Regions from separate parts of the Homo sapiens genome. Here region 2 is linked to region 1. A link is a loop called in an ENCODE intact Hi-C map of the cell type or tissue named here. Cell type or tissue: heart right ventricle. All regions are shown on one strand. Links, peaks and the distances in the headings refer to the core of each region. The heading gives the core; the rest is flanking DNA. Region 1 overlaps EPB41L2 (erythrocyte membrane protein band 4.1 like 2). Region 2 overlaps EPB41L2 (erythrocyte membrane protein band 4.1 like 2).

What was found. Peaks named below come from ENCODE experiments on the same cell type or tissue, not always from the same donor. Only the 100,000 strongest peaks of a DNase experiment are listed, where the experiment ranks them.
Region 2: it touches region 1 in a loop (1.8-fold over the local background); 8 of 110 quality-filtered maps call a loop at or near these places.

What each region holds. Positions count from the first base shown.
Region 1 is chr6:130,962,925-130,979,075 of GRCh38, reverse strand. All of the region lies in intron 1 of EPB41L2 (erythrocyte membrane protein band 4.1 like 2), which reads left to right. Among named protein-coding and RNA genes, the nearest start is that of EPB41L2, 92 kb to the left of the region's middle. In heart right ventricle, for the core only: no CTCF peak of the experiment used is centred there; a DNase peak (open chromatin) is centred at 8,686; H3K4me3 peaks cover 3,719 bases; H3K27ac peaks cover 4,935 bases.
Region 2 is chr6:131,021,432-131,037,582 of GRCh38, reverse strand. The region is part of intron 1 of EPB41L2 (erythrocyte membrane protein band 4.1 like 2); the gene reads left to right. Among named protein-coding and RNA genes, the nearest start is that of EPB41L2, 34 kb to the left of the region's middle. In heart right ventricle, for the core only: no CTCF peak of the experiment used is centred there; a DNase peak (open chromatin) is centred at 7,427.

The sequences.
Region 1 (16,151 bases), core at 4,462-12,461:
GATCATGCATTATTTGGGTGTTGCTTCCCTTGTCCTGTCTCCTCCACTCCCCACCCCTGTGTTCCAGGCACTTGAAGTTCTCAGTGTTCTCTACAATGCATTTATCTTTCATGATTCTGTGTCCTTCACTTACTGTTCCCACGGTGAAGAGTGTGCTTCTACCCACTTATAATAAGCCCAGTAAGCTCCTTCTTATCCTTCAAGGTCAGGTCAAGTGTCACCTCGGGAAGCATTCTTCCTTCATCAAGTCTGTTAAGTGCTAAATTGTTTATGCTTCCATTATAGCTCTTATTCCCTTTGTAGTTAGCTATTTAAATGCCCTGCTCTCACACTGCTGGAGCCACATTTTATACAGGTCTGTGTCCTCAGCAGCTATCAGCAAGCACAAAGCAATTCCTCATGGAATGAATGGATCTTTACAAAACCCAAAAGTACAGTATTAAAATCAAGATTTCATGGGCAGAGGTAATGGTGAGTATAATGGCTTGATATTAGATATTTTTTATTTATTGTTTTGAGTAGGTGTGGTTGTGGATTGAGAACATCTTGGCACTTGTGGTTAGGATTTTCTAATTCAAATTTAGAGAGTTAGGTTTTGAAAGTGAAGCGACAGAGCTGTAGTCTCAAATTATGGAGAGCTAATAAAGTTATGAAGGACTGGAAGTACACTGGGTTCTCAACAAGTGGCCACACCATTGCAGATCATGTATCAGGCAGAAGGAGGATAGTGAGACAGGTGAAGTGAGGAGAGGGCCCCAGATTGGGGCTGTACCTCCCCACCACACTCTGGGTTTGTAGCTGGGCATTGCTTATTACAATACACCTTAATGTTTCCCCAGCTTGCCCTGGTAGAAGCAGCATTCAACTTTATACAACATGTTTTTTGATAAAAGCTTTGTGTTTACACGTTTGATGTTTATATGGTTCTAGCAGAGCCTCTTGGAATGGTGGTGGCTGTTTTAAAGTAAAGGAGAGAAAAGAAAGAAGGGAAATTATAGGGGATGGGTTAGGTAGGGATAGAATTTTCCTTCTACAAATTGAGAAAGAAATAGATACATTGGATTGGTAGGAAATTATTATACATTAATGTTTGCTTTTTAAAAATAAAGTTAAACCATAATGATACCTTCCACCACTTTTAGGGGAAAAGGCGTAGATGAACCTTTTGACCATGGAAATTCTGTGTTTAACAGTAAATTGCATTCATTTAGTGTTTTGCACTTTACCAGTAGCTATTATGATTCTTTTTTGATCTTTAAAACAATCCCATTATATAGGTAGGTTAGCAGCTGCTACTTTTATGTTATACGTGTAGCTAACTGGCAACATGGGAGCATATCTCAAGCTGTTTGAGGACGTTTGATGTTCCTTAAGGTTAAGAAGAGTAGATAATTTCTTGACAATTGCCCTTTTATTTTTGGAGACTTAGAATTTTGGGGGAGGAGGGAGGTTATGGCATTTTTCATGAGTACAGAAGTTGGAGCAGAGCTGGGGAGCATTGTAGATCTCTTGGATTCCTAGTCTTAGGGCTGTTTTGTTTCTTCTGGCCCTTGGACAACAATGAAGGGTCTCTATTCTTTTTTTCTTTTTTCTCTCCTTAACAGTGTGTCTCCCCTTCTCATCCAGGCAGGACAGTTTGCTACAGGAAAAGGCATTGAGATTATTAGTAAGAATCTGACATCTATCCTGGTGAGATCTTGCTACTGATTTGCTATGTAAATAATCTAACTGCTGGGCCTTAGATTTCCCATCTAATTAAAGGCAAGAGGTAGAGGTACATGAACATTGAGATCCTTTTAGCTCTGAACTACTTTGATTCTTTACAAATTCCATTTTGCTCAGTCATATGTAGAGTATTATACAGCTGCTAGCAAGATTGTTGTTTCTGCTTTGTATGTAGTGGACTTTGTGGTAGGTGCTTTTGTTTTATTTCTTTCATCCCTAAGGCAAGGTGGGTGTCATTATGACCGAGTGGTAGCATCTGCTCCTTCAAAGTGTGAGAGAAGAATGATCTTATAATTGTAAGCTTTATAACGCTTTCTTTGACCACCCAAAGGAGGTGACCATTTCCTTTGTGCCCTTCTTGTACCTCTCTTACAGCCCTTATCACATATGGTGTAATGATTTGTTTATGTGTCTGACTTGCCTGCTAGACTGTAAATGTCCAGTAGATTCTTGTGGGCAAGAACTTTCCCTAGGTCTTTAGGGCCTAGACCAGTGTCTGGTGTAAAGCAGGAATGCAGCACATATTTCTTAGACATAAAATAGAATGAAAATAATACAGTTTAATGTACCTGCTGGATTACTATACTTGTCTGATTGTGTAATTTAAAAAGTGGTGCTTTTGACTTTTGTAGTTAATTAAAAGCAGACAAGAAGGATTTGTTAAGAGTTTTATCCTAATACTTTTTAGATGCTTCCTTGGTTCAAAACAGTAACTTTTTGATTAGAGATTCTCAGCCACCACTCTTTTATTCTTTTGTCCATTTTCCTCCTTCTGTACCTGCTTCCACTTTCTCTCTATACCCCTTGTAAAAATCTGGGGTCATGCAGTATCTTTCTTTCCTAGAGTCCCATAAATCTACAGTACTTTTCAACATTACATCTTAAAAATGTAATTGTTTTTAATGTAATTGAACATATGAGTCTAACATTGCTAAGATGTCTGGTAGGGAAGAAACTTTGCAGGTGACGCATGTGCAGTTGTATACATTATTCTGGTTTAGAGCCTGAGAGAAGTTAAACTGTGGTATGTGGTCAAAGAAGAACTTGCACATTAGAGCCAAGGTGCTAGTGAAAAAAATTAGTTTTTCTGCCTACATCAGATATGTCAGTATCAATGATCCTATGAAATGTGGACCATTTTTAAAAACGTTAAAAAAATTTTATAGACCGACTGGGAAGTTCATTCATATTGAAGAGTCATGAAACTCCTGTCCATGTTTGTTCAGGAAGTAATCTTGCATGACGATTGGTAGATGGGAAGATTGGATTCCCTGTACAATCAGAATAAAAAAAAAGAGTTTTGTTTTGTTTTGTTTTGTTTTTGAGACGGAGTCTTGCTTTGTTGCCCAGGCTGGAGTGCAATGGTGCAATCTTGGTTCACTGCAACCTCCACCTCCCAGGCTCAAGTGATTCTCCTGCCTCAGCCTCCCGACTAGCTGGGATTACAGGCACATGCCACCGCGCCCAGCTAATTTTTTTTTGTATTTTTAGTAGAGACGGGGTTTTACCATGTTGGCCAGGATGGTCTTGAACTCCTGACCTCAGGTGATCCACCCACCTTGGCCTCCCAAAGTGCTGGGATTACAGGCGTGAGCTACCACGCCTGGCCAGAGGTTTTTTACAAAATTTCTTCTGAGTACTTTTTAGGTTATTTTAGTTTTTTTCCAGAAAATTGTGTTGTCTGGTTCTTTTCTTAGTAGGATAGATGATAATCACTTTACAGATGGGGGCTAGATGAGCAGAAGTGAGATAACCAAAAGGAATTCTTCTTCCTCATTGTCTTTTCTGTGATATTGATAACTGTACTTTCTGCCTAGAGTTTGTGTCTCTTAAGGTTTTTGAGCCATGAGTGACTCATCAGATTATTGGGTTCTCTGTATCTTACTCATTCTTTGTCCTCATAAAGTAGGAGGTAGGATGATTTTTAAAAGTCAAATTATGATACTGGGTTTAAGATAAAATTCTGTGTCTACACAAACTCACATACACAAATGTAGGGAAAGTGTTCCCCTCCTAACCTTAACCAACTTCCTTGAATATTTTAAAATTAACTTTTGGAGGATAAACCTAATTTCCTGTTTTAATGAAATAATGAGACATTGTCGAAACATGACCTTTTTTGGTCTTCTCAAAATACATGTAATAGATATAAATTCATATAATAACAATGTTTGAATATTAAGACATTTGTAGATGTTTCCTATATATTTTGTGTACTCAAATGTATTTAAATCATATTGGAAATAAGTAAATGACACTGGACGTGCTTTGTGTACTTCTCTGCTAATAACCCATCAAGTAACCTCACATGTTATTTCACCTCTCTGGGTTCACTTGACTTATCTGGAAAACAAGAGTGTTAAAACGGCTGCCTTGCCAGCCTGGCCAATATGGTGAAACCCCGTCTCTCCTAAAAATAACAAAAATTAGCCAGGTGTGGTGGCGGGCACCTGTAGTCCCAGGTACTCGGGAGGCTGAGGCAGGAGAATCGCTTGAACTCGGGAGCCTGAGGCAGAAGAATCACTTGAACCTGGGAGGCAGAGGTTGTAGTGAACTGAGATCGCGCCACTGTACTCCAGCCTGGGAGTCAGAGCAAGACTCCATCTCAAAAAAAAAAAAAAAAAAAAAAAAAAGAAAAGAAAAGAAAAAAGAGGCTGCCTTAGTGGAAAAGTCTATTGGCTTTGAGGGCAGACCAAATTGATGTGAATTTTGGCTCTACCACTCATAAGTGGGTATATGAGTTTGAGATTCAATTTCTCTAGGTTCTAATAGTCTAATTTTTAAATTCACTCTATTAATAGTTCTCTTTCAAAATCATAGTGCCACAAAACTCATTCTCTCTGAATTCTCCCAACGTTTTTTTGAACAATGAGATTCACAGGTCTCCTGAGTAGGATCTTTTGAAGCCAGGGAGGAGCTGAGCAGTAGCATTGGGTTCCATAGCTAAGAAGTAGGCATCTTAGCTCGTGCTGCCATAATAAAATACCATAGACTGGGTGACTTACACAACAGGTACTTATTTCTCACAGTTACTCTAAGTTGTAGAATTTCTGGTAAGGGCTCTTCTTTGCTTACTGACAACTGCCTTCTACTGTGCCCTTCATGGTAGAGAGAGAATGAGAGACTGCACAAGTTCTCTGGTGCTTCTTTTTATGAGTACACTGATTTCATCATGAGGGCCCCACCCTCATGACCTTATCTAAACCTATCTCCCAAAGCTCCTACCTCCATCACATTGTGGGTTAGATTTAACATAGGAATTTTAGGGTGATGCAATTCAGTTTATAGCAGTAGGAGAGTAAGAGAGTAAGAGAAGAGAGCAGGAGACACAGGGGTGTTAAGAAATGCGTAGGATGGACCAGAAGATCTACCACTGTTGAATTCATAGGGCCCAGTGCTGCTATAGGTTAGAAGTTTTCACATTTCTGGATTACATGGAGTTACAAATTTCAGAAAAAAGGTTGAAAGTGTGAACCCTGAATACCTGACGACATGTGCCCATGGTGGTCAGAGCACAGTTTGGTTTTATACATTTTAGGGAGACAGGAAACATCAGTCAACATATGTAAGATGAACATTGATTTGATCTAGAAAGGCAGTGGGGAGGGGGCTTCCTGGTCACAGGTAGATAAGAGACAAATGGTTGCATTCTTCTGAGTTTCTGATTAGCCTCTCCAAAAGAGGCAATCGGATATGCATTTATCTCAGTGAGCAGAGGGGTGACTTTGAATAGAAAGGAAGGAGGCAGGTTTGCCCTAAGCAGTTCCTAGCTTGACTTTTCCCTTTAGCTTAGTGACTTGGGGGCCTCAAGATTTATTTTCCTTTCACAAAGGCAATATTTTTCCAAGTTAAGTATATTGTAACAAATTTACAGTTACACTAGCAGTATTTATTAAAAAACACATTTAACATAAAAAGGTGGGAAGAACTTAATCTGCATAAGGGATGATGCTCTGAATTGAATAAAATTGGCTCTACTAAAAAACTCACCAAATTGCCCCTTTGTGAACCAATGAAAACTTTATGATGGGTAGTAAAATTTACTTCCACTATGTAGAATGACTTAAAAAAAAAAAAAGTTTTGTGTCTGCCCATTTTGACAAAGATGAATATCTCTTCAGAGGTGCCATGGAAACTTTTACCAAAATAAAATTTTTAAAAAAGTGAAAAAGTGAAGAAGAGAAGTGAAGACTTCCATCAAGTCTTCCCATTAAGCAAACCTTACTTTTTAAAATTTTTTATTTTTTTTGAGATGGAGCCACTCAGGCTGGAGTGCAATGGCACGATCTCGGCTCACTGCAACCTCCGCCTCCCGGGTTCAAGCGATTCTTCTGCCTCAGACTCCCGAGTAGCTGGGATTACAGGCGTGCGCCACCACACCCGGCTGTTTTTTTTTTTTTTTTTTTTTTTTTTGTATCTTTAGTAGAGATGGGGTTTCACCATGGTGGCCAGGCTGGTTTCGAATCCCTGACCTCGTGATCCACCCACCTTGGCCTCACAAAGTGCTGGGATTACATTACAGGCGTGAGCCACCACGCCTGGCTGCAAACCTTACTTTTTCTGCTAGTTGGTACTGGTGACATCTTGTTTATCTGTTAATAAATATCTAAAGCATTTTCTTTGCGATTTACAAGAGACCCATTAAAGACTTTGCTGTAGGTGAATGTGAACAGATAATTACTACTGCTTTGCAGGAGAGTAACACAGTAGTTGGGTAAAGCTGTAGAAATGCACAAGTGCACTTATAGTCTATCTGAGTCCTGAATTGTCAAGGCAAATATGTGTGTTGGGAAAAAAAAAAACCCAGAATTTAAATTGTGGAAATGTAAAGGGTGGTTGGTACTGTAGAGTTAAGGAACATTAGTTATTTCTCAGATTGTGCTGAGCTGAATCTTAGAATTGACACATTTTCTTTTAGTGACTTTACATTTATGTTGCTTCCATATTTCTTTAGAGTCATATGATAGGTGGATGTAGTATTATCTTATTTTTAGTCATTTCTCCTTTTTTTTTTTTTTTTTTTTTTTGAGATGGAGTCTCATTCTGCTGCCCAGGCTGGAGTGCAATGGCGCAATCTTGGCTTACTGCAACCTCCACCTCCTGAGTTCAAGCAATTCTCCTGCCTCAGCCTCCTGAGTAGCTGGGACCACAGGCATGCGCTACGACACCCTGCCAATTTTTGTATTTTTAGTAGAAATGGGGTTTTGCCATGTTGGCCAGGCTGGTCTAGAACTCTTGATCTCAAGTGATTCGTCCACATCGGCCTCACAAAATTCTGGTGTTACAGGCATGAGCTACTGGACCTGGCCATTTTTAGTCATGTCTCAATTTAGGATTGAAATATGAAACAAGGATTTAACAGCTTTATAGCTACATCACGGTAACTATACTATCTAGGTTAAAATGCACCTCCATTTTTATGTACAGGTTGAATGAATAGACATTCTTGTATAAATGAGTTGAAATGAATATTTTATTTTTTAATGTTGAAATATGGATGATATATTTGCAGTTTTTCTATATCTGAAAGTTTGTCTATAGTAATTTATAGATAAAAATGAGTAGGCTGTACAGTAGGCCTCCCCTTATTCATAGTTTTGCTTTCTGCAGTTCAGTTACCTGCAGTCATCTGTGGTCTGAAAATATTACATGGAAAATTCCAGAAACAAGCGATTCATAAGTTTTCAGTTGCAAACCATTTTTAGTAGCATGATGAAATAATCACACTCTCTGCTCCATCCTGTGCAGGATGTGAATTATCCATTTGCCCAGTGGCTCCATGTTGTAGAAGCAGCCACTTGTCAGTTACTTAGTAGCCGGCTTGGTGATCAGACTGACTATCGTGATATCACAGTGCTTGTGTTCAAATCACCCTTATTCTACGTAATAAAAGTACAAGAATAGTGATAGTGGCCATTTGAATATGTCAAAGAGAAGCCATCAGGTGCTTCCGTTAAGTGAAAAGGGGAAAGTTCTTAAGGAAAAGGAAAAAAATCGCATGCTGAGGTTGCTAAGATCTATGGTAAGAACCTAATCTTCAACCTGTGAAATTGTGAAAAAAGAAAAATAAATTTGTGCTAGTTTGGCTGTCGCACCTCAAACTGCAAAAGTTATGGCCACAGTGCATAAGTGCTTAGTTAGGATGTAACAGGGTGGCCGGACGCGGTGGCTCACACCTGTAATCCCAACATTTTGGGAGGCCAAGGCAGAATGATCACTTGAGTCCTGGAGTTGGAGATCAGCCTGGTCTGTAACATAGTGAGACTCTATCTCTACAAAAACGTAAAAAAATCAGCTGGGCGTGGCAGTGCATGCCTGTGGTCCCAGCTACTTGAGAGGCTGGGGTGGGAGTGGGAGGATTGTTTGAGCCCAGGAGGTCGAGGCTGCAGTGAGCCATGAGTGTGCCACTGCACTCCAGCCTGGGTGACAGGGTGAGACCCTGTCTCTGAAAATAAGTAAGAAAATTTAAAAAGTACAAGGCATTAAATTTGTGGGTGGAAGACATGAACAGAAGAAACACATTCCAATTGATGAGTTGGGTTTGGTACTGTCAATGGTTTCAGGCATTTACTGGGCTTCTTTCCCCGAGGATAAGGGGGACTACTTTATGTTGTGTACATATACTTTTGGTGTCTATTCTGGGATGAATTAAAATGACAAAAATAAAAACAAAGTTGCAGGATGGAGACTCAAAGCAAAGCAAAAGTCATAACCAGGAAAACTAAATGAGAAAAAATCTCAGGATAGAAGAATTTTATAAAAATTATAGAATTACAGTTGTGTCATTAAAACTGGTTTCTATGCCGAAGGTTCTTCATTCAGTGGGTAAAACAGGCAGCAGGAAGCTGACTTTTTTCTTTGACCCATGTGCATTTTCTAGCTGAGGAATGAAGTGACTTGGAACCAAACTGGGCTTTTCTACTGAGCATGTCCCTCTCCAGCAGGGTCTGGCTTGGGTGGAGCCAGTCTTGCTCGTTAAGCTTTTGGACGCTGGATTTCCATCAGCTTTCCACAGTTTTCCAATGACAGGAAATAGCAGACAGCGGGCTTGATGTGCTTAAAAGCTGCGTATGTATTTCAAGGGGGGCGATTATTAGGACATTTTTGTTGCAGTGGTTGGGTTTTGTGATACATGCTTGTTTGTTTCTGCTTGTGGAGGAAGTTTGCTATTGAAAGTGTGACTAGTCAGGGGACTGAAAATTAGGAAAATACTAATGTACAGAGTAGATGGAATCTGGGTACGTACACTGTTTCGCAAGGGAATATGTTGTGATATTTGAACTAAGCCCTGTGAAAAATACATTTTTCCATTGGGCCGAGTTTAGTTTTAGATGACTTGTTTGCATTTTTCTAGGCAAATGTTGACTTTTGTCAGGCTATCTTTAACATGATAGCTTTTTCAGGTTTGACCTATGAGAATAATGAAGCTAGTTGGTTTCTTTTATATGCTTGTCTGGTTGTTTCACAATTTTTTCAGTGGTATGACATAATACTGTACAAAATCAGTATGATATTATTTCTGGAAGCACAGTGAGGACTATGTAAGGTTAATAGTGTGCAGTTACTTTCTTTTTAGCATCTTAAAGAGTAATAACTTTCAATTTACTTATAAAGTGCTTCATTTTCACCCTAACTTGTTTGATTAAAAGAAGTTGTACTGTAGCTATCAGAGATTTGAGTTCACAGTTTTTAGCTAATAATCTGTAGATTATTAGCCATTAACAGTTACCAAAGTCTGGTTATTGGTTTGATATTGTCACACCCTAAGTAAATACTGATAGAATAAGAATAGGTATCAACATCTTCTTTTATTACTGAATATTTAATTGGTTGTCACATTGAATAAATGTGAAAATGCATATTGCCCAGATTCTGACATCCAGACTTGGGAAAAAATCTTCTTGCGTGTTCTTTATATAATCTAACAGTCTAGCAGTCTTTAAAAAGATCCTTGCTTCATTGCGACTTACTGACAAAATGAAAAACAGGGCCACTGTAATTAGCAGATGACCTCTGCGATTCCTTTTTTATTGTTGACACTGTTAGGGATGCTCTATATCACTGAAGTATTTATGGTATTTTGAGGGGGGTACATGTGTACTTGGGAAGTTTAAGTTTTCCATTTTTTTTTTTGTCACAAGGAAGAATTGTCTCTTCAAATTATTTGCAACGTGGGTGTGGGTGCTGAATAAATGATAACTGTTGAGGTGATGCTGATGACCTGGACAGCCAATCATCCCCCACATCTGCTTTGTAGTGTTCCTGTACGGATGATATAATATATTGGTGATCTATAGTTTAGTATCATAGCAGGATCACAAGGAAAGTTACATTGGAAAGGTAAATTTTAAACTTTGACGTTGGTTTTGCTTGCATTTTTTGGTGGACTCCAGACGTTGAATGCCTGACATATTCTCCAGCATGATTCTCTACCAAATCACTTTTGCAAATGTTGAACTTCAAGAATTTTACCTCTAAAAAAACAAATACATTTCACTGAAGTAAAAACGTATTCTAGCCACCACCACCTAAAAATAGTTATTTGAAGTTCTTGCTAAGTAGTTCTGAACTAAGTGAATCCTCGGAGTAGAAATACTTAACTTTAAAAAAAAAAAAAAAAGGTTTTATAGCACTCCAAATGGCATGTCTGTAATTCCATTGTAGTTACAGCTTTTCCCGCCGAGGGAAAGTTGCTCTTATCAAGCCAGGCTTGGAGGGTCCATAATTTGGATACTCTCTGGCACCTTCTGCTGATCAGCCAGTGGACTGGGGCCAACATTTGGATATGCTTGCTTAAGCTAGAAGTGTCATTCAGTTTATAGTCTTAGTTTTTAGAATATATGCTATGTATTGGTAGAACTCTTTAGTAGTGCTATAATTACTTAAAATGGCAGAAGAACTAACGGCCAAAATTTAAAAAGTGAATTATATTTTTTTATGAGGTTTAGGTATTTATGCCTGTTGACTACAGCATTCCAAAGCTTATAGAGAAGAGGATTTGAAAGTATGAGATCAGTGTAGGCTCCAGCTTGGTGGACTTGTCATAGTGTGGGGGAGTTGATTGACTTTGACAAGCTTTTGTCTTATGACCTATTAAAATGCAGCGTCTGCAGCCTGTGCGTTTATCCTGTGCAGTTAACCTTGGTGGATTTGTCGTTTGCTTATTTGGGAAATGCCTCTTGTACCACTACTGTTATTTTTTTGAGTTTGATTCACACAGAAATAGTATTAGACTGGTTGTTGATTACTGTTGGATACCAAGTGGGCACGAGTTTTATGATGGGGCTGAGGAGCCATTTTATGCATAAGATAGTTGTGGGGTGAGCTTAGGAAAAATAGACTCGCTGGCATCTGTCATGATCATGGGAGTTTGTTGGTATTGGCCGTGCTCTGGTTTGAGCTTGGTTATGATGTCACTGGAATAAACTGCACGTTAGCATTTTTTTTTCTATAGAGCATTAATAGGGGGGTGGCCCAAATAAATGTTCCCTAAATACTAGGAACATCACAAAAGATATTTATCAGGAAGCCACTGGATGCAAACACTGTGCTAGGAACATGTAGTTGTTTTATCTGCACAAAAGCTTTACCCTCTTCATATGAATATAGTAGCAGATGGGCAGGGAAGAGGTGTGGACAGGAAACTGATGACAAGCTTGTGCTTTCAGGCCAATTTTATTCCTGCTTTTCCCTGTGAGGAGGAAGCTGCTGAAAGAGATTGGGGAATGTTTATGTATGACCAGCTTAGACATTTAATAGGACTCTTCCCATTCTGTTTACTCTGCCTTTAAAAAAAAATGTCCCCAACTTTCAGAGAACTCTATTTCCAAGTGCCCCATTCCCAGCCCTCCAGCAGAGAATACGAATAATCTTTTTACGCTGCCTGCATATGCACCGGTATTATTGTTAGCAAAAGCCAGTTGTTTGTTTCAAGTCCACACTGAGGAAAAAAGGATAAAAAACAAGCAACGTTTTCTCAGGAACTGTAATTGACTCTTGAACAACATGAGCCCACACTGCATAGGTCCACTTATATGTGAGTTTTTTTTTCAGTAAATCTAATCAGCCCTCCATATAGGCAACTTCTGTATCTGCAACCAAATTCAGGTTGAAAATAACTGTGTTTGTAGGGTGCTAAACTTGGATATAGATGGCTGACTTTTCCTGTCCACAGGTTCGGTAAGGCTGACAGCAGGACTTGAGTATGTGTGGATTTGGGTATCTGTGGACCAATCCCCCACAGATACTGAGGGACAACTGTATTTTTTTAAATGAAGAACTGATACACTTCTTAAAAAAAATGTTGCTGCACTAAAAGCTTGGGTGTTGAGCTTAAACTACTTAGGGGAACAATCTAGATTGGGGGTAAGTGGTGGGTTTGTGAAATATACTGAAGTGAAGGCTGGCAGAAATCAGATTCTTTGAGGATATAGAAACAGTCTTAACCTTCATACGCTAGGAAATCCAAAGCTTAGGCCATCTTAATGCTACTGCTGAGCTGGAGTCGATGTTCATTTGTGTGGCTAGAGCTGTGTGACAAGGCAAATTGGCATCGTGGCTTGTGGGAGTCATATTGGCACGTGTTGTCTCCAAGGAAGCTGGCTAACCAAGCTGGGTTCACTTAATGCATAAATATTGTTCTCCTAGTAAAGTACTTAAGTGTTTAAGTTTATGAAAACTTCTGTTCATTAAAAACATTGTCTCCCATATCTGTACCTCGGCAGTCATCTACCCAGCACCACCCTCCATTCCCCATAATCACTGTTGTTACTCTCTTGCATTCTTCCCCAGTTTCTTTACTCATTTAAAGGAAAATGTGTGTGTGTATGTGTGCATATTCACATATGCATATTCGCATCCTTTATTTGTGTATCTCCCACACGCTTTGCTTTCAACCTATAAGATGTGATGTCTGTATAAGGTATCCTATCCATATAAAGTGACCTATCACTTATACCGTCTGAATCTTGCTGTTTGTACTTAACAATGTACTTAATAATTGGAGTTATTATCCCAAGTGGGGCGGCAGCCTTTCTCATCTTTTCTCTTTACAGTTGCATAGTATTTTGTTGTATGAATGTGTGGTATAAGACCCCCTGTTGATGGACATGGATCCTGAGCTTTTACAGTGTTGTAGTGAGTCACCTTTACATAATTATTTTACATATGCACAGATATATCTGTAGGATACCTTACCACAAGCTTGTCCAACCTGTGGCCTGCAGGCCGCAGGAGGCCCAGGAAAGCTTTGAATCCTGCCCAACACAAATTTGTAAACTTTCTTAGATCATTATTAGATTTTTTTTTTGCAATTTTTTTTTTAAAGCTCATCAGCTATTGTTAGTGTATTTTATGTGTGGCCCAAGACATTCTTCTTCTTCCATTGTGGCCCAGGGAAGCCACAAGATTGGACACCCCTGCATTACCACAAGCAGGATTACTAGTTTAAAGTGTGGACACATTTGGAATTTTGAAAGCTATTGGCAAATTGACTTCCACTGGGCCCATACCAGTTTATTCTTCTGCTAGCAATTGTTTGAGAATGCCTGCATTCCCATAGTCTTGCTCAATGAGTGCATGATTAAACTTTTGGATGTCTCCATTCTGAATTTTTAGTTTCATTTCTTTTACTAAGAGTGTGACAAGTACCTCTTCATATGTTTATGTGCCACTTGTGTTTCTTTCTTTCTTTTTTTTTTTTTTTTTGATAACTGTTTATCCATTGGCCACTTTCCCCACCATTGGACCGATGATTTAAATTGGCCTAGCCAAAAATTTAAAAATAAAATTTGTTTTTTATTTTTTTGATGTTGAGGCAACTTACACCAGACTTGTTTTATTGGGCTTTTTTATTCAAGTTACTTGAATTCAGATAGAGACCAAATAAAATTGAGAAGGAGAATTAGTCCTCTCCAAAAATCATGTAATGACTATTTTGTATGTTATGAGTGTTTAACCAGTATTTCCTATGAAGGACCATTCATTGTGTGATTTCCTGAAGAGATAACAAGAAAATCGTGGCTGCTTTTCAAACTAGTAGTAATTTTTAAATCTAAATTACCAAGATTTATGAATTGGTTACAAGTTGTTTGACTATGAATGCTAATCTTATTACCTATGTCTCCCACTATACTGAGAGCAGGATTCTTTCATCTGTATTACTGGTGCCTGGTGCATATGCTTTGAGAGTACTCAATAAACACTTGTCTTGAAAGAAGGGGATAAGATACTGACCCCACTCACATCCTGATGGTCACTAAAATTCATGAGGGGTGGTCCATTAGAACATGCTGCTAATGATTATAAAGCCCCAAAAGGTAGTGGTAATTATCAGTTTCACTTTTCAGCAAATCATTAACTGTCGGGCATCATGCTAGGTGCAAGTTATATAGTAGTGAAGTCGTTTTGGGATTGAAGGCAGTGTTGTACAAGGTCTTTAGAGCTGGACGGCCTGGGTTTGAATTCTGGCACTTCTCTTTATTGGTTATATGGCTTTGACCAACCCATCTATCCTCTTTTTACCTTCTTCATCTGTAACATGAGAATAATTTCAGTTCCTTCCTAGAAGAGTTGAGAAGGTTCGAGTTGCTGCATGCCATGTTTCTAGAGCAGTGTTTAACAAATAGCTGATATTATCATGATTATTTCTGTTGTGATTACTGTTATTACTACCATTATTATTATTATTATTATTTTAGTAAACAAATATAGTTATTTTCTTGGCAGAATCTCTATGTGATGACAGTAGCTGATCATTTATTATGAATTTATTATGTGCCAGGCACTTTATGTATTATAGCATCTAATCTAATGCTTAGAATCAACCAGTGAGTACATTTTGTATCCTTTTTTTTTTTTGCTTATGAGGAAGCTGAAACTCAGCAAGGCTAAAATAACTTGTCTGCGGTTACATGGCTAATAAGCAGAGCTGAAATTCTAATCCTGTTTTATTTCACAGTCTTCATCTCCAAGCCACCAGGCTATTTTATTCAGACATAGGTAACTTCTCACAGAAAGAATATAGCTTCAGGCTGGGCGCAGTGGTTCATGCCTGTAATCCCAGCATTTTGGGAGACTGAGGCGGGTGGATCACTTGAGGTCAGGAGTTTGAGACCAGCCAGGCCAACATGGTGAAACCCCATCTCTACTAAAAATACAAAAATTAGCCGGGCATGGTGGCATGCACCTGTAATCCCAGCTACTTGGGAGGCTGAGGCAGGAGAGTCGCTTGAACCCGGCAGGCGGAGATTGCAGTGAGCTGATATCATGCCATGGCACTTCAGCCCTGGGCGACAGAGGGAGACTTCGTGTGAAAAAAAAAAAAGGAAAAGAAAAGAAAGAATATAGCTTCAGCTTTGATTATTACACAGAATTGGGCCTCTACCTGAGAGAAGGAATTAGAGCAGATGCAGTTCACCAAGATTTCTGACCATACAACTCAGTGTGCATAATTGATTGATGAGAACTCAGCAGGGTTCTGGATGTCTCTAGATAATCTCTGCTAGTGTGTGTTGTTGGATTGCCAGTATTACAAGGTTTATATGCATTATGGTTATGTGAATAAAAATACCCAATATTAGAGTCCTTCATGATTTATATATGGCCTCTGGTTGTTTAGCTTTAACTTCAGGAAATCGTATCTATTTCCAAGATTGCCTTAGTTGCTGGTGGAGAATGCTTTGCCTGGCACAGGTCTTTTTCTTGTCTCCATCCTTAGTGACAGCAGTAGGGGCTTTCTTTCAACAAAGAAGATTGTTACCTTGATTGTTATTGCAACTGGATGTTATTGAAAATTATGCCTTAGTTTTCATATACCCCTGTCTCCAACATATGAAGAAAGGGACTCATATGTTGATAAAGTAAGATTTTTTTTGGTTTCATTCTTATTTAGAGTTGTTAGAGTAAAGAATTAGTGATTTATCTCACTAATATTAACTCAAGTATTAGGTTTTTAAAAATTGAACATCATTTGGAAAAAATGGAATACTTTGACAACCATAGCTCTTAGTTATGAGGGTTGTAAAATGCAGTGGGAGTAATAATGACCCAAGATCTATATGTACTCTCAGTTTCTTAATCCTTATTTTCTAATGCTCTCCTCAGAATATGCAGAAGTCAACATCAAGATGTTTTTGACTACAAGTAACTGAATCCCTGGCTCATTGAGCCAGAGAGGAGTATGTGATTTCACAAACAGGAAGCTCCAGCACAGGACTGGGCCATGTGTGGCGCGATCAAGGAGCTGGTCCTCTTCTCTGTGATTCTCTTGCCAGTGTCCTTTGTTGTGTGTCAGTGTGTCATCAGGCTTATTCTTCTCTGTGGATTCAAGATGACAACAGCATTTAACAGAGTTATGTATACAATGTTCAGAGACAGCAGAAGGGGCCTCCTCTTCCTCTGGCTCTTTTTAGAGGGAGAGATCCTTT
Region 2 (16,151 bases), core at 3,832-11,831, 59 kb before region 1:
TAGGTTTTCAAAGTATAAAGATGAATAACATTTTTGAAAAAAAAATTACCATAATTATAGCTGAGACTAATTTTTTCAGTTTTATTTTCTTAAAGCATTTTATAAGCATTTATATGCTTTAGAGCCACTTTTTTTCAAACCCTGGGCCCTGTGTAAGTGAGTCATATCATCTAAGGCACAGCTCATATGTCAGCTTTTCTAAGTCTTTTCTAACTCCCACAAGTAGCGTTAATACCTCTGTCTTTTGTGGCACTTACCAGGTTGGATTTTGAAATCCTTAAAATGTCAGTTTTCTCCGCTTATATAAATTTTTCCAGGGCAGCAGCCCTAATTTATTCATGTATTCCCAATGATCGGCATATACTAAGCTTAGCGTTCTGTAGATGCTTGTGGAATGATGAAAACCGGTAAATGAAATGAAAGTTGTAATAAAGTTCAGATTGTTTAATAGTTTGCTTGTTTTGGAATAAGCAAATACATTAGCTGCCTTTGGCAATATTTTTATTGTACAGAAATTTCTGAAGTGCTAATCGTAATGTGAATTGGCTTATAGTTGAATTTGAGACAGATTCTTCAATGGAGAAGGTGGAGGAGATCAGCTCACAACTTCTGCTTTGCAACCTAAGAGCGACTTACCCAACCATACCTCTTTCCTGCCCCTCTCAGTGGAAAAGATGGCCTTGTTTCAGTCTGTGCATAAGTACGCTTATCCTGGCTGTGCCCTAGAATTCTGTCTCATCACTTCTGGCCTATTCTCAGATGTCCTATTAGTTAACCCATAACTGTTTTTTTCTCCTTTGTTTAGGCAATGGTATTCAACCCTGGCTTGTACAATAGAAACATTTGGGGATCTTAAAAAAAACCTGGGCCTCAATCCAGATAAATTGTATCAGAATCTTAGAATCATAGTTGGAGGAGATAAAAGTTATTTTATGAAGGAATTGAGACCTAGAGACTTTAGGGGACTTTTCTAAGCTAATGCTTCTAATTAGTTTAAAAACTTGAGGCAAGAACTGTGGTTGCCATTCCCATCCCATTGTCCCAGAATCATTGAATCCCATTCGTTTGATTTCTCCTTGGTTTTCATCCTCTTACTCTTCCTTTTCCCAGTTTATTCTACTCTTTATGCTGTTTTTTTATTACATCCGTCTTCTGCTCTTTAAGATGCTATTATTGTTTTATTATGCCACTCTCTTGCTCAGTAACCTCTAGTAGCTCCTTTCTACCTATGGTGGAGGTAAAAATGAGCAGTTCATGTTTTCTCCTCCCTTTTCCCCCATTGGATCTTATGCTGTAGCTAGGGGATCGTTTCCTGACTTCTATACAGCTATATATTTTTGAGAATTTTACAACATTCCATAAACTGTACCTGGAATTCCTTCCTCCTTTCACTTTGCCTACCTGGTTCCTACACCAAATAACAGAATGTTAGCTCTGGAAGATTATAATCATCCTTTAAGTCAGTTTTTGAAATTACAAATAGAAAAATTGAGACCCTGAAATTTTAAATGATTCCCCACTGCCCATCACCCAGGTCACAAAGCAAATTAGCCTCAGATCCAGGTTATAACTAATGTCTCTCTGTTCACTTTTCACTTTGAAGATGTAACTGAGATTTGACCGTTTCTCTCAAACCTTCTCTAATCAACTTAGAGGGTCTATTCTGGCCTCCAAACTTTGGTGCCATTTTTTAAATCATGGGAGCATTTGTGCTTTCTCTTGTAGTAATAATTAGCAGTGACATTGCTAACCTCTCACTTCTGAACTCTGGACTGTTAAGCATATTGCTTATCTCATTTAACCTCACAAGCACACATAGATATTGTTATCCACATTATAGAAGTAAGGAAGCTGAAATTTAGAGAGGTAAAGTCTTAAAGGGTCAAAGTTTACATTTGAATCCAGGTCTATCTGGTCACAGAACTGGACTCAATACCCTGTATTGTAATCTTTTACACAGAAAGTTTGAAATGTAAGGCTCTGGATAACAATAAATAGGTCACTAAATGTCTTTAAATTTTCTACTACATCATCCCAGAAGAGCTCAGTAAATATTTATTGACTTCAGTTGGAAAGATCATAACTTTTGACTGCATCTTGAAGGTAAAGGTGTTGGTGTATGTCAGGGAAGGAAGCAGAAGAGGAGATGGGAAGTACAAGAGTAGGACTACATTTAGGCTCTAGATCTAGGAAGAAGGCAAAGGTGTGGAGGTGATTGAAGTTTCTTTGGAATGATATGGACAGCAGAGGTTCATAACTGTTCTCATTTGCTGGTGGTAACCCAATATTACATATTGATTCACCTGTAAGAGTTTGCGATAGCATCTCAGTTGCCATTGTCATTGCTGGCTTTGCTCACTGTTGTATTTGGCATTTCCTTCCTTAAGTAGTCCTGAAACTGTCTCACAACAAGAGTATTAACAAATACCTTTCCGTGTAAGATTGGTTGTTTTAGCCAACAGAGGTCTCGGATGCTTTTCTTAGGTAGGATCTTGAACTTTGTCTTCTTAACTAAGAGCTCCCAAACTGGTAGCATGCTTAAGCTGTGCAAGTCATTTTCTTGTGGATGTGGGATGTGTGAATGATTGTCCTTTTGTAGTCAGGCAGTTAGGTGTGAAGAATCTTTTCTCCCTTCTTCTGCGTGTTAGGAAAGTGAAACCCTTAAGCTGTTTAAGTATATTGATTTTGCATTTTTCTAGGATTTAAGTTTAGTCTTGTTTGTTCTTTTGAACTAACCCCTGTAGGATATTGTGCCAGCTTAATTCTTTAGTGATCACAGGAATATGGGAATGAACCCAACCTTCAGATAGATTCAGGAGTTGTAGGGTGATCTTTCAAGTATAGTTTTCAGGACATTTCAATAACCTTTTTTAAAATGAATGCCATTACTTGAAAGCGAGGATAAGTGACATGTTCAAGCCAAACTAAGTGTAGGAAGAGCACCAGTCTAGGGATAAGAGACCTGAGTTGTTCTAGTCCTTATTTTGTTATAACCAGTTGTATGATTTTGGAAAAGTAATTTTGAGTTTAATTTTCTTCATTTCTTTTTTTGACACAGGGTCTCAATTTGTTGCCCAGGCTGGAGTGGAGTGGCGCCATCTTGGCTCACTGTAGCCCCGGCTAATTTTCGCACTTTTTGTAGATACGAGGTTTCACCATGCTGCCCAGACTGATCTCGAATTCCTGGGCTCAGGCAATGTGCTTGCCTTGGCTTCCCAAATTTCTGGGATTACAGGCGTATGACACTACACCTGACCAATTTTTGTCATTTCTAAACTTTTAATGAGTTGGATTATATTATACTGTCCCCCCCAACCCCCAATATGTTTATTGGTCTCAGACCCCAAATTCAGTTTGTTTCTCGTAGATAGGAAACCATAGTTAACATTCCCTTTGTGTGGTTAAGAAAATAGGTCTCTAGTGTCAACTTGCAGTAGTATTACACCTTGTAGTATGTTCAGAAACTGGCATGCTGACTTTATGGTTCTCCATATTCATTAGATGTTTTAACAGTCATAAGCTCTTTCTATGCTTATGTCTTCAAGTAATTGTTGGTGATGATAGATTTAGCCCTTCAGTTTCATTTTTTATTGTGGTAAAATACATATAAAGATATATTAAAAACTATACAAAAATATGTAAAAAATTTGCCATTTTAACCATTTGTAAATGTGCAGCTCAGAAGCATGAAGTATGTTCACAATGCTGTGCAACCATCACCACTGTCTATTTCCAGAACTTTTTCATCATCACAAACACAGACTCTGTACCCGTTAAACAGTAACTCCTCTTCCTTTTTCCTTGCAGCCCCAGGTAACTTTTATTTTACTTTCTGTTTATATGAATTTGCCTATTCTCAGTACTTCATAAAAGTGGAATCATACAATATTTGTCTTTCTTTATCTGGCTTATTTCACTTAGCATAGTGTTTTCAAAATTCATTCATGTTGTAGCATGTGTCAGAATTTTATTCCTTTTTAAGGCTGAATGATATTTCATTGTATGTATATGTCTTACTTATCCATTCATCTATTGTTGGACATTTTTGTTTCTACCTTTTGTCTATTGTGAATAATGCTGTTATGAACATTGGTGCACAAATATCTATTTGGGTCCCTGCTTTCACTTCTTTTGAGTGCATACCTATGTGTGGAATTGCTAGGTCATATGGTAATTCTTAAATTTGTGGGGAACAAACAGACAATTCTACAAGGGATGTGCCATTCATTCTATATTCCTGCCAGCAACTCATAAGGGTTTTATTTCCTCTACCTCCTTGCCTATACTTGTTTTGCTCCTTCCTTCCTTCCTTCTTTCCTTCTCCCTCCCTCCCTTCTTTCTTTCTCTCTCTCCTGTCTTTCTTTGTCTTTCTCTGTCTCTTTTTTTCTTTTTTAAATCATAGCCATCCTGGCCAGGCACAGTGGCTCACGCATGTAATCCTAGCACTTTGGGAGGCCGAGGCAGATGAATCACGAGGTCAGGAGTTCAAGACCAGCCTTGCCAAGATGGTGAAACCCTGTCTCTACTAAAACTACAAAAATTAGCCAGGTGTGGTGGCAAGCGCCTGTAATCCCAGCTACTCGGGAGGCTGAGGCAGGAGAATTGCTTGAATCCGGGTGACAGAGGTTGCAGTAAGCTGAGATTGTGCCACTGCACTCCCAAAGTGCTGGGATTTCCCAGAGTGCTGGGATTTCAAGCGTGAGCCACCGTGCCCAGCCTTAAATTTTTTTTTGTTATTGTTAGTCTTTGATTTTTAAATGTAACATTGAATAAAGAGGTACCATTATGAGGTTAGTACACTTAACTTCAGCATTGGTATATATAAAATTGTTACCTTATGGTTATTATTTTGGCAGGACTGGTAGATAAGAATACATCCTCTTTCATACAGTTTTTAACAAATAATAATTCTTTTGTGACTTGAGAGATTAAGAGCTGTAGTAAACAGAATTTTTTTCTGTTACTTTTCTGTAAAGTTCCAGGCTCGAGTCCTTGGGCAAGCTAACCTAGCAAGTGAGCATACGTTGTAATATCCTGGGATGATGGTCACTCTGCCTCACTACTGGTTCTTGAGATTAAAGTATAAATCTGAAAGTGCTTTGTGAACTGAATAATGCCAATTTTTATTTTTTACTTTGGCCCACTGAGATACTGTGACCTTCTGTGCAAGCGAGTTTTTAATCATGAGGGAAAAAAGTGAAGGTTTATGTAGCACTTGTCTTTAAAAGAACCAAAATTATTTCATTTATTCCCTTTACATTCTCGGGAGCTGAAAGAAGATAAATGCTACTGCATTTTAGGGATGAAAAAACTGAAGGAAGGATGAAACCCTTGTATTTTTCCATAGCTTTGTAAACCACTATACCAGTCCCTCTTCAAGCAAGACTTTATTGTGCTGGCTAGGGCTGTCTCTGTGGTTCTTGACATGGTAATATATAGGAATATTATATATGATATATGAGACTATATGGGACTATAACTGATGTAAGCTTGGTTTATGAGCTTATCTGATAAGCATTTCTTTGAGTAGTTTTCTCTTCAAATGTGTTTTTAGGGATATTTTCTCAGGGTTGAAGCCATTTTGAAATTTGCTGTATAGTTTAAACAAATGCCTTGCTTCCTCTCCCTTTTATACCCTCTTCACTTTGGAGTAAGTGTAGCTATGCTCTCTTCAAGAAAGAGTTTCATGGCATTTAAAGAGGAAAATATTATCTTCTGCCAATGTTAACATTAACATAGCATTTCTTTTTCTAATTTTTTTCTAGTTCTCATTTGTGTACATCGATAAATGCCGCCTTCAGAATTGGAGAAAGGTTGAGATAGAAAACATATATTATCAGAGCTTCATGGTCAAAAGATTCATTTTATAGTGACAATTACTATCTCACAGGTTGGATTATTTGTTTCTTTTGGTTGTAAATGTTTACAATTCTACTGAATTTTCAGCTAGTGTGCTTATAAGTTATTTTCTTTTTTGTGTGGCAATTCATATGACAGAAGAATTGAATGAGGAAATTAGGAAGTTTTGAACTGTCACATTTGCTAGGAGTTGGATTTAATTTATTATTAGTAAAATTTCCAGTTAAATAAGATAATTCTAATATTTATAGGTTACTGTGTATTCTTTCAGCATGCTCCTTGGTACAAAACTATTCAATTGAATTTACTAACTATATATGATTATCTTGGAGCCTTTTTTGGTACTCTATCAGCTGTTTCTATGGTAATTTTTTGTTCATTGTTATCACTTATAGCTTACTCTATTATGGCTTTTTAAAAAAAAAATCTCTGTATATTTTCTTATCCTTACTTGTTTGCTTACTTTTCTAACCATTAGTCTAAATTGACATTTAGGTAAATTTGCTTTTAAGTTGAATACTTAAGCCAATGATTCAGTCATTTTGTCTTTTCTGGGGTGGGTAGTGCCTACTAGACATTTAATTGTGCTGCATTTTAATATTTCTTACCATTCATTATAAACTTTTTTTTTTTAGACAGGCTCTCCCTCCGTTGCCCAGACTGGAGTGCAGTGGCACCATTTTGGCTCATTGCATCCTTAACCTCTTGGGCTCAGGCGATCCCCCCACCTTAGCCTCCTGAGTAGCTGGGACTACTGGTGCGTGCCACTGCCATGCCTTGCTAATTTTTGTACCTTTTTTTTTTTTTTCTGTAGAGATGGGATTTTGCCATGTTGCTCGGGCTGGTCCTCGAGCTCCTGAGCTCAAGCGATCTGCCTGCCTTGGCCTCCCAAAGTGCTGGGATTACAGGCGTGAGACACACCATGCCCTGCCTCTCAATACACTATTTAATACATCAGACCCTTTGGTACCTCTAGGCAGAGGACCGCAATTAATTTATGAGCAGCTGTTGCTGTATACATGTAATTATGTTTGACTACAAATGCATCTTTACAAAATGGGCCTAGTGGAATCATAATATAAATGGTTCAGATTAACTTAATTCAGATTAAGAAAATTGTTTCATACTGAGGTAAGCGATTGAAAAATTGTCTATTTAAAAATGCAGTGCATTTTAAAGAGTTACTATTTGAGGATCTAAAATATACAGAGAAGGCTGCATATTTTACTTTGATCTTATTACCATCCAAAAGAAAGCTTACATAGAAATGATTTGTCACTTTCTGCTTTCTGAAGAAGATATATGAGTCTTTTAGCCAGGTCCTGGCTATTTAGTCAGTTGAGAAATACTTTCATTAAAAACCTATTGGTAGAAATTTGCCAGTTTATTGAGCACTTGCTCAAGTAGTTGCTTTTCTGAGAGGCAGTGGTGAGACCAGGATGTTCCAGCCCCAAGGAGGGCCCTGTAGCCCATCTCAGCCTGGCCATGTCGTGCTATGAGAGGTTCCTCTATCCATTGGTCAAGGAAGGGATCAGGCCCTGCAGTCACACTGCCTTTGCCTCTTGCCGACTTTATTCTTGAGCGAGTCACTTGGCAGAGCCTCTGGTTTCTCTTAGGGTTGCTGTAAGCATAGAGCACGGGGTCCTGGTAGGGAGCAGATAACAGTAGGGCCCTGAACCATTTGTTAAAGTCATTGAGGAACTGCGAACAGTGGTTCTGAATAGTTTTTAGTGTGTGTGAAACTGTGATTGAAACTGTACATGTGTGGAAAGCCACAATCCAATTGTGCAGGCTGGGGTGCTGCATAAAAAAAAAAAAAAGAAAAAAAGAGAAAAATCCTCCCTTGAGGATTCCATTGTTGGATAAAGGGCTCAGAACAATCAGATCTTGCTTTGGGCTTTCAGGTATTGTGGCACCAACAGCTGTATTCTGTTAAAGATCAACTTTCAACTGTTTGATAGCAGTTAAATGTCACTGGAATGTTTAGGCAATTGCTTTGTAATTTGACAGGCATCTCTAAGTTTTTCCGAAGTAAATGTATTAAATCTGAGTCAGCCTTTGACATGTAAATCACATTCAGGATTCCATGGGCGTTGAGGTGGGAGAATGAACTTTTAATTTCTGGAATTAATTTGGCAGTTTAAAAATAGAGCTGTGATAGTTCTAATGTTGAATCCTTTCTGCGTGTTTAAAAAATTATTTCTATAGAATGAAATTGTAGAATGTAAGTATAGCTTCTGAAAGGACAGTTATTAATGTGCTATTTAGCCAGGTGGTTTTCAGAATTTGACTAGTGGAATTAAGCATGCTTTTTTTTTTTTTTTTTTTTTTTAAACAAATGCTGAAGTAGGGTGGGTGTGATATTTTCAGGTTTTTGCAAAACCCTAAACTGTTATGCTTTTCAGTCCTAAGCAAAACAGAAAAAAACATCAGTATTCCCTTGATGCTTTTCCCAAGTATAGCCCACTAAAGGAGGAAGTTGTAAGGAGACAAAGTCTTGTATTTCCTTACCAGAATTTTGGGAAGTAGAGAGATGTTAGGGAGGAAAATACCCATGCAAATATGAAATATTCAAGATTTTTTTCCCTTTAGCATTCTCTGTCCATTGTTACCACTGATGAGTTATACTGAGTGGAAGATGGGAAGGTTGAAACGTTTGCTATTTGATAGAAGCAATTGATCTCCTAGAGAGAATTGTGGTAGCTTTGCAGAATTCTTTGTAACCCTCTAAAGCCAAGTTGATCAGTCATTTTGGTGTACCCTTAGTAATCTGGCTATTCAAAAATGCAACAAGGGTTTTATAGCATTTGTATGTATACATGGAGATAAAAGGAATGAAGACATGGCAAGTGTAGATTATTTTAGAGTGAGAAATGTTGCTTTAGATAATTATTACTTAGAGCATTTGAGTCACCTAGTTACCCAAGTATGATTGGAGGTCAATAATGAAGTGAAAAACATGTATATATAAATACATACTTATCTGTGGTAGGTAATGTACCCTGAAGAATTTTCCATGAAACTGGTTTTATGCGATATTAATACATATTTAGATAATTTGGTATATGATTTAGAGACTGTATGATCTTTTTTTCTTGTGATGATGGGAACAAAAATCTTGTGTTGTTTGAGGGCTACTTCAGTGAGGTATGTGTACTTAGACAATGTAGTATTATAGTGTTCAAAGTATGGAATCAGATTTAATGATTTATCATATATGTAATTAACATTTTCTCTTTTAAAATAATAAAACAGCTAGAGTCAACTTTTCATATAGTCTAGTATGTCCCGAGCACCAGACATTGGGATATTTTTAGTTCATTGCTTTATTCCTTGGAGAGCAAAATTGTTGCACTAAGGGATGACCCAATCCATTCGTGACAAATAAATAGAACATGGCCAGGTAGGCTCAGAAGGGGAAATGAGTTCTGTACCAGCCTAGAAAACTGCTTTGTGCCCATCATGAAAGGCTTGTTTGGCATATACTCTTCTAAGTGGCCTAATAATCATTTTGTCCACTCCAGAAATAGTATTTTAAAACACGTTAATTCTTAGAAGGTGTCGGTAATCCTGATGTTGCTCTAGATTGGTAGTGTTAGTTGGTGAATTGACATCATCTTTTTACTGATAGTGGTAATGAGGGGTAGATTGACTTCATGTATTATAACTGCTAACTTTTAAACTCAGATATCTAATTTTAAAACATGTTGAAACCTTGCTTTCTGTTTACTGGTATTTGCTTTTTGTCAGGTCTTTTGAAATGATCTCGGCAGACACCAAATAAGTATATTATATGTTGGATATTTGAATTTTGCTTAGGCACTTATGAGAGAAGTTATAATGTAAAATTTTCATTTTGCCTTCCTTGGGAATAGTTCAAGTCCTTGCAGTTTGGTTTTAATTTTTAAAATTTTTAAAAACTTTAAATTTTTGTGGGTATGTAGTTGGTGTATATGTTTATGGGGTACATGAGATGTTTTTATAGGCATGCAATGTGAAATAATCACATCATGGAGAATGGGGTATCCATTCCTTCAAGCATTTATTCTCTGTGTTATAAAAGTTTCATATAAACTTTTCAGAATGATGCCAGCCCTATTGCTATGACGGTTGGCTCCTGGTGCCACTATTAATCATTGGCTGCATTAAGCATTGGCCTTGTATCTTTTTGGCAAACATTTGAGTCTCTGCAGGTTTGTGAGGTAATGGATAATTGTTGGACTTGCTAGGCAACAGCCCGCTGAGACCCAATCTGTTGTGTTCCAGGGGGAGCTATAACAGCTATGTTGGGGCCTGTCCCTGTGGAAAGGAGCTTATTTGCCTTATTGTCAGCTTTTATTGTATTAAAATACACACTTGGATGTGGGTGATGCACATTTAGATGTGAGTCTAACTTGTAAGGCTTGCTGTTATGACTTGAGTATATTTCAGATTTAATAGAATCAGTTATACCTGATGGTTCTGGCTTGCAGAAAGAAAAGACAAAAAAACAAACAAAAAAACCAATAACTCCAAACCCAGCCCTGATACAGATAGAAAATTTAACTTTTTAAATATTTAGTTATCAAATAATTTCCATTTATTAGGAAAAATGTGTTTTTTCCAATGTATTTTGCCTGCTCAATCTCTTACGTAGTAAGTATTTGGAATGAGGGCTGTAAAAGTCATAAGCATTCTTGTACTTGAGCTTATTTAGTAAGTCAGACAAATGAGTTATGTAGATAAAACAATGACAGAGTAAGTTTTAGACCAGTAACATGTATTACATGCATTGAGGTACCTAAAGGAATATGTAGTAAGGGAAGAAGTCTGGGAAACATTGATGAATGGGGCTAGAAAAGGCGAGGGAAGAGAAGAGTGGAGGTGAGATGAATGCAGAGGGGCCATCTTGCACATACCGTAGAGGGCTGTATGGCTTTCCATACAGACTAGAGGAGTTAAAATTTCATCTGCAGGCCAGAGGGATTCCGTTGTAGCTGTTAAGGTGTGGTATGGTGAAAGTAGCATTGAAACAAATGAATAGCATTTGCAGAGATGTCCAGTATGGTTTGTGCGAAAGGCCTAAACTGGTGGTGTATACCAGGAAAGATGGGTTTATTGGTACAAAGTGACTACCCTCATAAAGTGACATTTACTTTGTTCAGTTCTCTTTAGCCCAGAGTTTGAGCCTCTGCTTTAGATACACAGATTCAGTCTTGTCAGCGTCTTGTTAATAGGGCTTAGGAAAGCTGAACCATTCCTTTCCTGCTCTCCCCCAAGCAAGAAAAACAAAAACTGAAAACCCAACTCCCACAAACAAATAATGAGCCTTTAGAGGAGATGGGAGGGTATGAATTAGAATGCCAATAAATACACACATCATCTTGTCTACTGTGTGTGTTCTGCTTGTTGGCCACATGGCACATTGTCAGATGGTGTATTATGGGGGTTGAATCAGAACTGGAAGGTTGGTTATAATGATAAAGCTTATGAGCAATTCCTTGTTATTTCTTGTATCTGTTATCTGTTTGTTCCTGGGCTAGGTGCTTCCTCTTGTTCATACAGCTTCAATAAAATGAATCTAGTCCCTGCCCTTGCCTGTCCACTCAATAAGGCTATTCTTGCTAGAAGGGACTAAGTTCCTAAATTCCTTCTGTCTTTCCTCATTGCTGGCTGGCCACTCTTCAGATTTACAAATGTATAAAAAGTCTTTTTAATAATTTCAATCATAGTATCTTTAGCCTCAGTGACCTGGGGGCTGTTTGGTATTTTTTTTAGGTGACTTTGAACGGCTTTGCTTTGATCCACTTTGTGATGACTTTTGTATACTCTTAAAGGATAATCTTACATTTAGATTTCATTTTGCCCCTGTGTACTGCATACAATTTGAAGTGGACCAAGATTGCTGGCAGGGAAGTAAATCAGGAAGTCAGCTCATGGGTTCAGCTTCTGACTGTGAGCTTGCTTTGCTGCTTGTACGGTATTTCCATACTTTAGGGGGTTTGGAGTAGAGAGTTTGCTATAGGAACAAAGACAGGGATCAATCTACCAACCTTTGCAAGGAATAGATGACAGACACTAATGAGGACAAATGTGTTTTAAAGAAAGGATGGAGTCAGAGGCAACTCTGGAGTGAAAGCCCAAGGGGGAGTCAGTTTTGTGGGAAGATGATTAATTTTTGACAGAGCCACAGTAGATCATCCAAGTGGAGATGACTATAGGCCAGTGGTTTGGTGTGGTTTGATACTGTGACTTTGCCGATTGATCAAGGCCAGAAATGTACATTTGGGCAGTGTAATATGAAATAATCGCTGTCTGATCTCGATCAAATCTGTTATTTTTTCTGAGCATCTTTAAAACAAGTCTATAAAAAAGGCAACAATTCATGCCGTAAGTTCCTTAGGATGTTGGTTTCATGATTAATAATAAAATAGCTAGCACTATTGTGGTATTATGCTAAGTACTTTTGGATGTAGTATCTCATTTAGCCTTCAAAACAAGTTAGGAATTGGATTCATTTGTCCCAGTCATACCGGGGGGGAAACAGGCCTTAGAAAGGCACCTACAGTCACCATTACCAAGAGTGGTCTTGGAACTTGTGGGTATCTGGCTGCTATTCTTAACTACTACACTGCATTTCCCCTCAGATAATTTATATAAAAGCAATCTAAAAAGCATAGGCTTAAAAAAAAAACCCTGAAATAAGCAGAGTAGAGTGAGGCCTCCAATGAGAAGATGGTGGGCTGAACTGAGTTTTGGAATGATACCCATAGAATGAAGAATAGAGAGGAAGAAGACTGTTCTTAGGAGAATAAAGGGAATTAAGGGAAGAATGGCTTTGAATCCAAATAAAAGTGTATTAAAGAGAAGATTTAATGTTAAACATCAGCTGAGGATATAAGGAGAGGGTAGGAACCAAAAATTCTAGAAGCTAACCTTTTTTTATTCTCAGGTATCAGTTCCTCAGAGAAGGCTCTAAGGTTAGTTGGGACAGGGTAGTCTACGATCTGTGACTACCCAGTGTTTAGTATAACACCTAGTGCGTCGTATGTGCTTGGCATTTGTTAAGTAAGGGAATTATGTTAGTAGACATCTGGGAGATAACTTGAGTAAGACACGGTCGGTCCTTGCGCTCAAAGAGCTCTTGGTGCAGTCAGGGAATTTGATTGTTAAAGCATAAATAAATTACTGTGTGCTGGTGAATAGCTCTTGTGGTTGATATGGTGCTTTGGCTTGTGCTCCTCATTTCTGTCATAGAATGGCTTATGACATGCCATTCTACGACAGAGATGCTTAGTTTTGGGAACCTCTTGCAGCTGGAAGGCTTAGCCGTGCCACACCTCTTCCTTGGCCTGGATACAAGACCCCTTATACTGAACACACCTCTTTCCTGGCAGCTCTGCCACACTCTTAACCATAAACCCAACACACGAGTGATATCAAATGACTCATTTACTTCTTCAGCATGCCATATTGTTTCATCACACATGGGCTTTTGTATATTTGTTCCTCCCTCTGCCTGCTTTCTCTTCTCCTCACCTGTCAACCTTCTGCTGATCTTCAGAGTTTAGTTAAAAAAAAAAGTGTTCATTCTGCTGAGTTTTTGGCCTGCCCTCACCCTTACAGCATTTGGCTTCTCCTTCCTTTGTGATTCTGCCTCTGTTGTAGACCTAGAGCTCTGTAAAATTATGTGTTTCCATGTCCATCTTTCACAGTGACTGCAGGGCTTTGTCCACTTTCCTCCTTTTTTTTCCAGTGTTCAGCCTAATGCCTGAGTCATAGGGGGAGTATCCAATACACAGATCCTGAATGAGTGAAATAATAATGGCTGACTGTCTCTCAGAAAATGACAGTTTTCTCCAATATTTGTTTTAAAAAAGGTTTATTTATTTGATATGGGAAAAAAGAGTTAAATACTCCTATAGACATAGAGTTCTTTTCAGGAAAGGGATATATCTATATATCTATATATCTATATATCTATATATCTATATATAGATATATAGATATATATACACACACACACACACGCACACATTTTTTTTTCTTCTTCTGTTTTTGAGACGAAGTCTCACTCTGTTGCCCAGGCTGGAGTGCAGTGGCACGATCTTGGCTCACTGCAACCTCTGCCTCCTGAGTTCAAGCGATTCTCCTGCCTCAGCCTCCTGAATAGCTGGGATTACAGGTGTGTGCACCACCATGCCCGGCTAATTTTTGTATTTTTAGTAGAGACAGGGTTTCCCCATGTTGGTCAGGCTGGTCTCGAACTTCTGACCTTGTGATCCACCCGCCTCGGCCTCCCAAAGTGCTGGGATTACAGGCGTGAGCCACCGTGCCCAGCCTATATTTTTATCTACTGAAATCTTTGGCTTACTAAATAGTAGATGGAATTAATTTTGGAGGGAAGATGAAGGACAACACAGGAAAATAAATAAGAAATAATAGGAAATAAATTAGGCCGTTGACATCCTAAGAAGTCTTTATAAACGTTTAGGGTAGCAGATGAAATAATAAAGTCTTTAAATATTGCATTTATTACATAGTAGTCACATACACATGTGAAAATAGCAATATATCATTATATGGAAGGAATACTTTGCATTATTTTATGAAACTTTATGTAAAATTGTGTAAAACTTATCTAACGTAGTTTTTTAGGACATACTATATTCATTTTCTTTTATATTGTTTGAGATTCAATACTTTTTACTAATTTATTCAACAAACATATATTGATGCCAAGCAATATTGTAGGTAACGGAAATAAGGTGGTTTACAAAACAGACAAAAATTCCTGCCCTTGTGGAAATCGTCTTCTAGAGTTGAGTCTGGTATGATGATGTCACAAGAATTTTATCCAGAAACATGTTTGATTACTTAATATCTACGATGTCTCCAAGAGGTTAGTGTTACAGAATTCCATTTAAAAAATATTTTTAAAAGGCTTATATACAATGGTATTATTTACAGTTTGAAAGGAAATAATAACCTAGGAGCACTAGCACTGGATGATGATGATGATGACACTGTTTTTATGATAGCAGCGAGCACAGTTTACTTACCTGGCACAGTGATATAACTAGAGTGCTTTGATTCATTTGAACCCCACACTTAATTTTGACATAGGTGCTATCAGTTATTTTCCTTTTACAGTTGAGGAAACCAAGGCAAGGAGATTAAATGACTTGGACAGCAGATAAATATGGAGCCAGGATTTGAACTCAAGCCTGTTAGTAATTTATTATTCAAAATAAAGCAATGGAGAGATTTTTCCCTTTAATAAGAGACTTTGTGAAGATTTGAATATAAAGCTGGTGGAGGGTTATCTATATATAGGAGATAGATAGCTCCTATAGATAACTAGGAGTAGAAAGAATGTAGTAGAAAGAATGCAGTGTCACGTTACCATGTGACAGGAGTAGCAGGGCTTCCCAATCTCCAGGCCATGGACTGCACAGCAGGAGGTAAGGGGTAGGTGGCCATTACCTCCTGAACTCTGCCTCTTGTCAGTGGCATTAGAGTCTCATAGGAGCATGAACCCTATTGTGAACTGCACATGTGAGGGATCTAGGTTGCGTACTCCTTATGAAAATCTAATGCCTGATGATCAGTAACGGTCTCCCATCACCCCCGTGATGGGACTGCCTAGTTGTAGGAAAACAAGTCCAGGGGTCCCACTGATTCTACATTATGGTGAGTTGTGTAATTATTTCATTATATATTACAATGTAATAATAATAGAATTAAAGTGCACAATAAATGTAATGCACTTGAAGCATCCCAAAACCATCCCCCGGCCCTGGTCTGTGAAAAAATTATCTTCCACGAAACCAGTCCCTGGTACCAAAAAGGTTGGGACTGCCGGCTTATAGTGTGGTAATTATGAGCACTACTGGAGCTTGACTGTCTGGGTTCGTCCTTACCAACTAGGTGCCTTAGTTTCATCTATAAAATGGGAGTAAGAATAGTTTTTACTTCATAGGGTTTTTGTAAGGATTAAATTAGTATATACAACAGAATGGTGCATGGGAAGTGTTAGCTAATGCTCTTGCTATTATTGTTTGTATTACTTTTTTTTTTTCCCAGACGGAATCTCACTCTTGTTGCCCAGGCAGGAGTGCAATGGTGCGATCTTGGCTCACTGCAACCTCTGCCTCCCGGGTTCAAGGGATTCTCCTGCCTCAGGCTCCTGAGTAGCTGGGATTACAGGCACCTGCCACCACGCCTGCCTAATTTTTTGTTTATTGCCATTTTTAAATAGGATTCCCTTTTTCCTGAGGGTTTTTATTTTGAAAAAGTTGCCATATTTTGGG